Linked DNA regions of Homo sapiens: region 1 is linked to region 2. The links are chromatin loops, found by intact Hi-C in ENCODE. Cell type or tissue: PC-3. All regions are shown on one strand. Links, peaks and the distances in the headings refer to the core of each region. The heading gives the core; the rest is flanking DNA.

Region 1 (4,407 bases), core at 266-4,265, 93 kb after region 2:
GCATCACATTGTAAATTCAGTTTTATATCCTCCTTTTTCACTTAAATTTATTTTTGATCATTTTCCATGTCATTAAACAGTATTTGAAAATGCAGTTTTAATGGCTTCATAATAGACTATTGTAAGAAATACCATAATATATTTAATTAATCTCCTATTGTGAGACACTTAAATTGTAACTAGTTTTTCACGATTACTAAAAAAAAGTTATAAACAGCTAGAAATATAGGTTTTTGACTGCATATTTCTGATTGTTATTTCTCTGGGAAGACTTTCTTGGAATAGAATTACTCCCTCAAGGTTTATGAATATTTCTTATGGTTTTGAACATATCACCAACTTGCCCTCCCAAATGGGTATATGCATTTTCAGTTTAAGTGTCTTTCAAAGTATTGATTCTAAATGTAAATATATATACATGTTTTGAAATTTTCTGTTCTCCCCTACTCCAGGGCTGGGATATTCAAAAGATTTCAAATCAGATGGTTCACTTAATAATTTATTTAGCTGACGTTTTCACAGATGGGTGCAAAATATGTTATTGCAATATTTTAGCACTTCTCCTAGATCATTAAGATCATCTGACCTAATCAAAATATTTCATTTAAAAGTGAGAGATTACACCTCTGGCTGGGTGCCCCTATTTACTTAGAAATGATTTCTTCTGTTTTTGAGTGTCTGTTTTGAGTACATAGTTATTAGTTGTCCACATGATTTTGGCAGGGAAGCATTGTTAAGTCTCATTATTTGTATAAATATTGAAGGCAAGGTTCAAAGAACTTAGCCTAATATGTGACACATAAAATACATGGTAAAGCTATGCTTCAAACCTAGGTCTAGTTGTTTATAGAAACTCCGTTAAGTCCCCTCTTCTCTTCTTGATGTCTAATTAGTAGATTTGTGGGTTTTTGTGATACAAGCACGGCTTTTGATGTAGCTGACTCATAAGCATTAGGCATTGGAACAGATTGAAATGGAGGGATTTATTACTTTATCTCCAATTCAATCATTCGCATATCCACCTCTGTTTATTCAGCACCGTCTATGTACTAAATCTTATGTGAAACACTGTTCTTCAAGATATCTGGATTTGAAATTCAAGAAATCCACACTTATTTTGGTCAAGGAATATTAAATTCTCAACATGTACTGTGTCAGAAAGTGCAGCACACAGGCAGAGAAGAGCAGGCTCAAATAAATCCCAGGATCTGCTGTGTCAAACTTGACACTTCATATGCTCTGATTTCTCGAAATTAACAAGTGAATACTCTGAAGGGCCTTTCCCATTGTTATTTGTCAGGCCTCAGATTTTTCCCCATTTATTTTTCTCCCAAGATATTTTTGCCTACAACTATATTGTTCAGTGTGTTTAGGGAAAAGAAATAGCAAAGTGATGTGATATATCAGAAAAATAATACTAAAAGCAAATGGAGAAAAATGGGGCTGAATCCACAAGGAAACCACACTTCAGGTGACATTGATTTGTATCCAGGAATAACTAAAAGGCTTTCTAGTGATTCTAAATACTTAAGAGCATATTCATTTCCTTCTAGAAGAAACCAAAATTACCCAGTAATTTAATTCATATTGAACTAGAGAGGCAGTCAGTTACATACACACATAACACGTAAACTCATGGTTTAGCTATGCCTGTTTCCAAGTACTTGAAACTGAAGGGTTAGAAGCGTATTTATACAACATCAAATGAGGAAACAACCTTCGGCTATTGTTAGCTTGGCCTTGGGGTTCTTGGAATGTCAACTTATAGATCAAAGAGTTGTAGCCAAATTGCCTATGACAGAATATTTTCTCTTAGAGAAGCAGACAAATGTCTATCATGCAAAGTTGCTGTTCTTGGCAACAGCAATAAAGGTACTAGCAGTATAATGAGTTAAAAAATGAAAAGGAGGAGGTTGGTAAAACTCCACAACACACATAAATTCCTTCTCTTCACTCTTTCTTTTGCTCCTGAATTGTTTAGGAGTTTTTGTTAAAAAAATTATTAATATTTTTGTATTACCCATAAAGATAACTAATAGTTGGTTACTGACAGATCTGTTTTGGCAAAGGATTGCCATCTGAAAAATTTACTATAGAATGTAATCTATAGTTTTCATGTTATATTTTTGAATAACCAACACTTTTCCATATGAAAATAAGGTATCAGAGGTATACCTACATCAATAAGAGCAAGTTGGCTGGAAAAAACTGTCTTCACCTTTTGTTCAGAATGCAGAGTTTTATGCAAGAGACCTTTCTCCTGCTAATAAAACCTCTCCTAATGTAGATTTTCTCTACAGGTTCTTTGCAGCAAACAACCTACCTGATTTGTACAAAAGAACACTGCTCTCTAGTGGAATAAGGGAAAAGAAATCCATTACCTCATTCACTTGCTTTTCTTGCATTGTTGGCTGCTGCTTACGAAAGGCTACTGAGCTTTGTCCTGGACTTATGACATGTTATGATATATGGCTATAATTATTATGATATTATACTGTGAAGTGGTTTTGCTCTCGTAATCAAGCAAAAATATTTTTCCCCAAACCCTCTTTTGTAAATTGAAACCGGTAGGTCTCACTATCCCTTCCTTCCTAGTGCAGCCTCTACCAACACGAATAAACCCTGCAACTAATAATAATTTAATTTACACAGGAACTTGCAATAATTTAACTCACATCAGGTTAATTTGGAAGTGATTAATGGCAGCATTTATGGATCTGGAAAGTTTTAATAATGGTTTACTTGTGAATTTATAGTGTTCGTGTTCCAGATCATGGGCTGCCTTTTTGTTGAGCACTTCGTCTGTCTACCCTCATCATCCCCATGCATGATATTCATCCTCCCTTTTCTGTCCTCCAATGTGTCACAGGTTGACGGAGACATGGCACATTTTTAATGCCACATTTTCTGTCTTAGTGGAAATAGGCCACAACATTATTACAAATATGCTCTGATGGGGGACTCTTTGCCCTGGAAATGTTGTTCTATGGATCACTTTTAAACAATACTTCCGGGGATCACTGTCTCCTTTGATATCTTTGATCACCATTTTCATGCATTTTGAGCTGGCCAGCAAGAAATGGGCTTTTTGGATTTGCCATAATAGTTTTGTAGCACTGGGTGGGTGCAAATGCAAATGGGAATGTGTAGTAACTATGCATTCTGAACAGACACACATTTTGAGGATTAAAACTGCACCCGGCAGCCCTCCAAAGACTTATCAGCCTTCTCTATTTGTAAGGCTCTGAAAAGTAACTTTAAATTTTTTTTTCTTGTAGCTCCCAAGAATTGAAGGTGGGAGAAGCCCCTCTTGTCTCAGAATCTTCATATGCAAATAAACATGCCTATATGGTACCAAGTAAGGATGCATAATTACCTCCTCCAACAGACATTATTTAAATTCTATTTTCTGATTAGCATTAGAATTTTAGTATAAAACTGTAAGTAGCAATTTGAGGAAGCAACTTTTTATTTCAGAGACTGTTGGCAACAAAGGTGAGCTAGAGGCCTTGACAGACTTATAGCCCTGCTAGTCAGTAGAACACACTTGCCCATTCCACAGCCTGTTTTGCTTCTGTTCTGATTCTGCTCTGGTTTTGTGGACCATCAAATACGGTTGTGAGCAGCAGAAGTCAAGAGCAAGGCAAACAAAAGGCGTTTTGTGAAAGTGAAAAGCACATTTCTCCTTTCTTATGCTTAATATTTACTTTATCTTCACCCTTTTTCACATCTGGACGAAATTAATAATCTCTAACTAAATCTCTTTTCAAAACCATTAAAGAATATCACACTGAACTAAGTGTTCTGTTATTGAGAAGGTAGTAAAATGATGTTTCTTTGTAAAGTTATCTTTTCTAAATCAGTGGAAAAAAGCAAAGCTCAACTTCAAAATTCTGGTCAATGTGGCTTGTTAGTTACCATTTTCACATATGTATGAACAATAGAATGCCATTTTTTAGGTGGTAGGAGCTGCTATTGAAAGTGAAGAGGCTTATAAAGAGGTGGAAAGAGCATTGATAGAATAAATACATTCAAGCTTCAGCTCTTCCACCAAGATATTTTGAGCCTTGAGTTTTGTCACTTCTATGTGACTCTATCTTTTTCATCTGTAAGAACTACCTACATTAATAATTGCTATGGAAATTAAATAAGACAATATATGAGAAAGATTTCTGAAAACCAAACATGATGTACGGCACATATGGAGGACTTTGAATATTATCTTGTCTCCATGTGAGCTGTGTAACCAACTCTGGTTTCTTAATCTCTCCAAACTTGAGTTTCTGCTCAGTAAAAGGTCTAAAAGAACAAGCTATCTGCAACTCTCCATAGTTTTACCATTAAGCAAGAATGGAGCAGATACAGAATGCTCACAATGAAATCCTTTTTAAAAGGAAATATTCCAGC
Region 2 (4,407 bases), core at 94-4,093:
CATAGTTTTTATTTTATATCACTCCTCTATTGGATTTTCCTATCATTTTCTTCCCAAACATGGCCTGAATCTCAATTCTATTTCTCTGGAGGATTGAACTGATTATGTTATAGCATTTTGCTTGATATTACACTTTTGTTTTTCTTTCCCTTCAGCATCCCATTTTCTCATATTCCCACCAATTTTTCCAGGGAACACTTCCTGATAAATCACTTTTGTACGAAACCTCATCCCAGGATTTGCTTCTGGGGAACCCAAGCTGAGATAAGCATACATTAAAAATGTGAACACTTGTAATCATCAGGATAATCTACTTAGACTTTATTGAGTATTTTTTTTTTGCACTCTCAAGGCACATTTTGACATGGTTTGTATTCCCTATACTAAAATTTTCCTGGAGTTGATATTTGGATATTTTTCATTCACTTGTTTCAAGTTTAGGTAACACATAGAATCAAATATTTAAAATTGCATATGATTTGTGCCCTGAAGAACTTTCCAGATTATTGAAACTAGTTCTAGTCTTTCAGAGATGCTTCAAGAGAAGCTAAACAATTTAGCCATAATTGTAGAACTTAATAGCGGTAAAAGCCAGAATTAGAAGCTTTTTCTCTTTTTTCTAGCCAGTACCCAGTGGTGTCTTCCTGTTATAAAATGAACACATTTTTTCCCCTTTATCTGCCTTTGGTGGAGATACAGAACAGCTGGTCACCATCCTTCCTATTTGGTTAAAGAGTGCAGGAATGGATTATTATGGAAATCACTTCCTTCCCTCCAGTCTAGTAGGTGCTGACTCCACTTAAAGGAAAGAGCAATAGAGGGGAAACTTTGAATGCTGCTGGCCTGCTTCCATATAGTCTGTGGATAATGGAGCTCTTTGATGTCTGGTACATTCATAACCACTGAACTCAGCTTTCCAGTCAACAGAAGAGCTATTTTACACTACTTTTGATGTGATGAAATAACTTAACTAGACATGGTTAATCACATAGCTGGTGATTATGCCATGCAAGGAAAAGCCACTAAAGTAAGCTGACTGCCTCTATGCAGAACAAAGGAAAACTCCCTAGCAGGCATACACATAGCTGACTCAAGTGCTCTGGCATGACTCGGTTTTTTACCGTCCAGATTCACTCTTACTATTTTAACAACATGAAACATAATCATCACTGTGTCCATGACAACTCTGCATACCTGCCTGACTTGCCTATTGCTTATCCTGTGTGGCAGTCATTAGTTTCCTTCACTCTGTTCCAGAGATATCTGACTTTGATCACACTACCAGGCTGAAAACCAACCATATCTGGAACTAAAGCAGAGAAAGCTCTTTTGTAAAAGTGTAATCCCACTTAGGTCATCTGTTTATTACTTTGTCCAAAAGATCTAGATTTTCAGATGATTTGACTGGTATTACGAACGCAAATCCTATAATAAATGAGTGTCCCTATAGTTCAACAGCATCAAGGGAAAATATGATCTGGGAGAATAGCACTGACAAGTTGGTTTATTAGTTCAGCTGGCTTTAAAGACCAGCCAAAGTCCTGTTTTCAACTAGACTGTTTATTTGCATCAACTATTTCAAGAAAATAAACAAACTGGATCTAGTAGAGCAGATTCTTTCCATGCAGAGGAAATTCTAACTTTTCCAACTCTAAATGAATGGCAAGCTAATGAAATATATATTCAAGTATTTACAAAAGCTTGGCAACTAAACAAATCAATGGTCTTGAAATTAAACTATAATTGTAGTATAGAGTTTCATTTTTTAATGTAACCAGAGACTAAATAAACAATGAGTTGTCTTTTAAAAACCTTCCAAGAAGTCTTTGGTGGACTATCTAATGTTGGTTAAACATAGAGGGCACTATTATTCTAAAAATGATCCAAGGAACAATCTATGCCTAAGAAGATACAGTTTCAGAAACTGGGACATCAATTTCAGAAAAATTTTAGAGAAAATTAACCAGTGCTGTAAAAATAATTGGGGTTTTGTGCTTAGGTGAGTAAGCTTTTAGGAGGTAGTGTGACAAATCACTAAAAGCTCATTCAATACAAGAGAAGTTGTATTTTTCAATAATAGAATAATTTGTTTAACTGTAATCAAAAATAAAATACCAGCAGACCATTAAAAGTTTAATTACAGGTGTTTACAGTGTCTGCATTATGATATGAAATGACAAGGAAACTCATCAGGCACCCTGTGCCCTAGTTTCCTCATCAATAAACTAATGAGGCTCAGTCAAAAATATTTATACGATTCCCATTATGTACTGCAGAATTTAAAGTGGTAGGCCAAACAGGCAAGTCTTTGCCCTCTTAGAATTTATACTCTTGAACAAGAAATATAATAGATATGTGGATATGAAGATAATTTCAGGTGGTGGGAACAATTCTGAAGCCAATTCTGTGACATGACACAGGGACCTGGGGAAGAAAGAGCTGCTTTAGTTTGGGTAATCAAGGATAATGTTGGGAGGTGGTGTTTGAGTTGAAACCTGGTGGGTTTGAAGGAAGCCATACAAGTATCTGGTAGGGAGAAGCGTTTGGAGGAGAGAATTCCAGCCAGCACTAAGGACCAAAGCCAAACAAAGGCCATAGACAATATCAAATTTATGACAGAGGCATACAAAGAAAGCCAGGAGAGTAGGTAAAGAAAAGCGTAATTGGTCAGGTCAGAGAAACTGGAAGAAACTAGATGTGTGACATTTGGACTATGGTTTGGAATGTGGACTTGAGTCAGTGTACTGGGAAAGCATCAGAAGATTTTTAGCAAGAGAGTGAGTGAGACAGTACTTACATATTCTAAAGAGACCCCTGGTATTTGAAGTAGAATTGATTCTAGAGTAACAAGAATGGAAGGAGTAAAATCAGTGAGGAAAATAATAATTAACTAGGACTGAGATTAAGATGTTTTGGATTAGGGCAGTTAGACTAGATCAGAAATTCTCCATCTTTCTTGCACAATGGATTAGTTGTCAGTCTAAAAACGTCTCTCAAACTAATGTTTTTAAATAAATAAATGTACAGAATGAAAAAACTAGTATATTCAAATGTAATCAAAATGTTTTTAAAATATGTCAATACATTAAATAATACACTTTAATGTAAACAATATGTTAATAAACTGTAAGGTGATATAAAAATATCTGATTTATATTAATGACTAGGTGCTTCTAATATTACTGCGGTTAGAGCTACAGTCATGATTAAAGAAAATGCTAAATCTTCAAGATGTAAAAAAATAAAGATGTAAATTTTCCCTTAGAAATTCACAGATTCTTGAACAGGTGCTGTTCCCTTGCTAAATGATTTCTATGGAAAGGAACTTGCACTTGGTCATTCTATTTGCAAGGTAAATTATCATTGGTAATGCTGGAGGAAAAACAAATTTCCTGTGCCATTGGCCATATCATGGCTGCAGTTTCCTCGGTGAGATAGTTTGGATATTTTTCTCCTCCAAATCTCAAGTTGAAATGTAATCCTCAGTGTTGGAGGTTGGGGAGGCCTGGTGGGAGGTGTTTAGATCAAGGGGGCATATCCCTCATGAATGGCTTAGCACCATCTCCTTGGTGATGAGTGAGTTTTCACAAGATCTAGTTGTTTGAAAGTGTGTAGAACTCCCTCCTTGCTCTCTTATTCCCACTCTGGTAATGTGAGATGCCTGCTCCCCCTTTGCCTTCCACCATGATTGTGTTTCCCAAGGCCCTCACCAGAAGCAGACACTTGTATAGCCTGCAGAACCATGAGCCCATTATACCTGTTTTCTTTGTAAATTACCCAGCTCCAAATATTTCTTTATAGAAACACAAGAATGACCTAACATACTCAGTTTACACAACTTTTTTTTATTCTTCCAATGAACCCTTTTCTGGGGTGCTCAAGTTCAGAGTAGCTGTACCTTTTCTGTCTCTAAAAAGAGTCTTGTTGCTAACAAGATAAACTCTACGTATTTTTCACTTAATCGAGGTATCGTGACTTCTCCTACAGTTAACTTCCACCATGGAGGCAACAGTATTAATGTAATTCAATGTCAAAATTTAGATGTCAGGTGTGAACAAACAATAAAACCAGGGCTTTGCTACCCTATATGTCTATTACTGATTTGAAAACATTAATAAGTAGTGTGTACATTTTTAGCTCCTGTTTTTGTTTTTTTGTTTTGAGATGGAGTTTTGCTCTTGTACAATGGCACAATCTCAGCTCACCACAAACTCTGCCTCCTGGGTTCAAGCGATTCTCCTGCCTCAGCCTCCCGAGTAGCTGCGATTACAGGCATGCACCACCATGCCCCGCTAATTTTGTATTTTTACTGGAGATGGGGTTTCTCCATGTTAGTCAGGCTGGTCTCTATCTCCCAACCTCAGGTGATCTGCCCGCCTTGGCCTCCCAAAGTGCTGGGATTACAGG

What was found. Hi-C counts contacts between places; a loop is a spot of excess contacts. Peaks named below come from ENCODE experiments on the same cell type or tissue, not always from the same donor. Only the 100,000 strongest peaks of a DNase experiment are listed, where the experiment ranks them.
Region 1: a loop joins it to region 2, with 8 times the contacts of the local background. A loop is called at or near these places in 1 of 110 quality-filtered maps.

What each region holds. Positions count from the first base shown.
Region 1 is chr9:80,603,272-80,607,678 of GRCh38, reverse strand. No RefSeq gene overlaps it. Among named protein-coding and RNA genes, the nearest start is that of LINC01507, 780 kb to the right of the region's middle. In PC-3, for the core only: a CTCF peak has its summit at 2,368 (motif pointing left); no DNase peak of the experiment used is centred there.
Region 2 is chr9:80,696,336-80,700,742 of GRCh38, reverse strand. No RefSeq gene overlaps it. Among named protein-coding and RNA genes, the nearest start is that of LINC01507, 870 kb to the right of the region's middle. In PC-3, for the core only: a CTCF peak has its summit at 1,872; a DNase peak (open chromatin) is centred at 1,092; H3K4me3 peaks cover 534 bases; H3K27ac peaks cover 1,340 bases.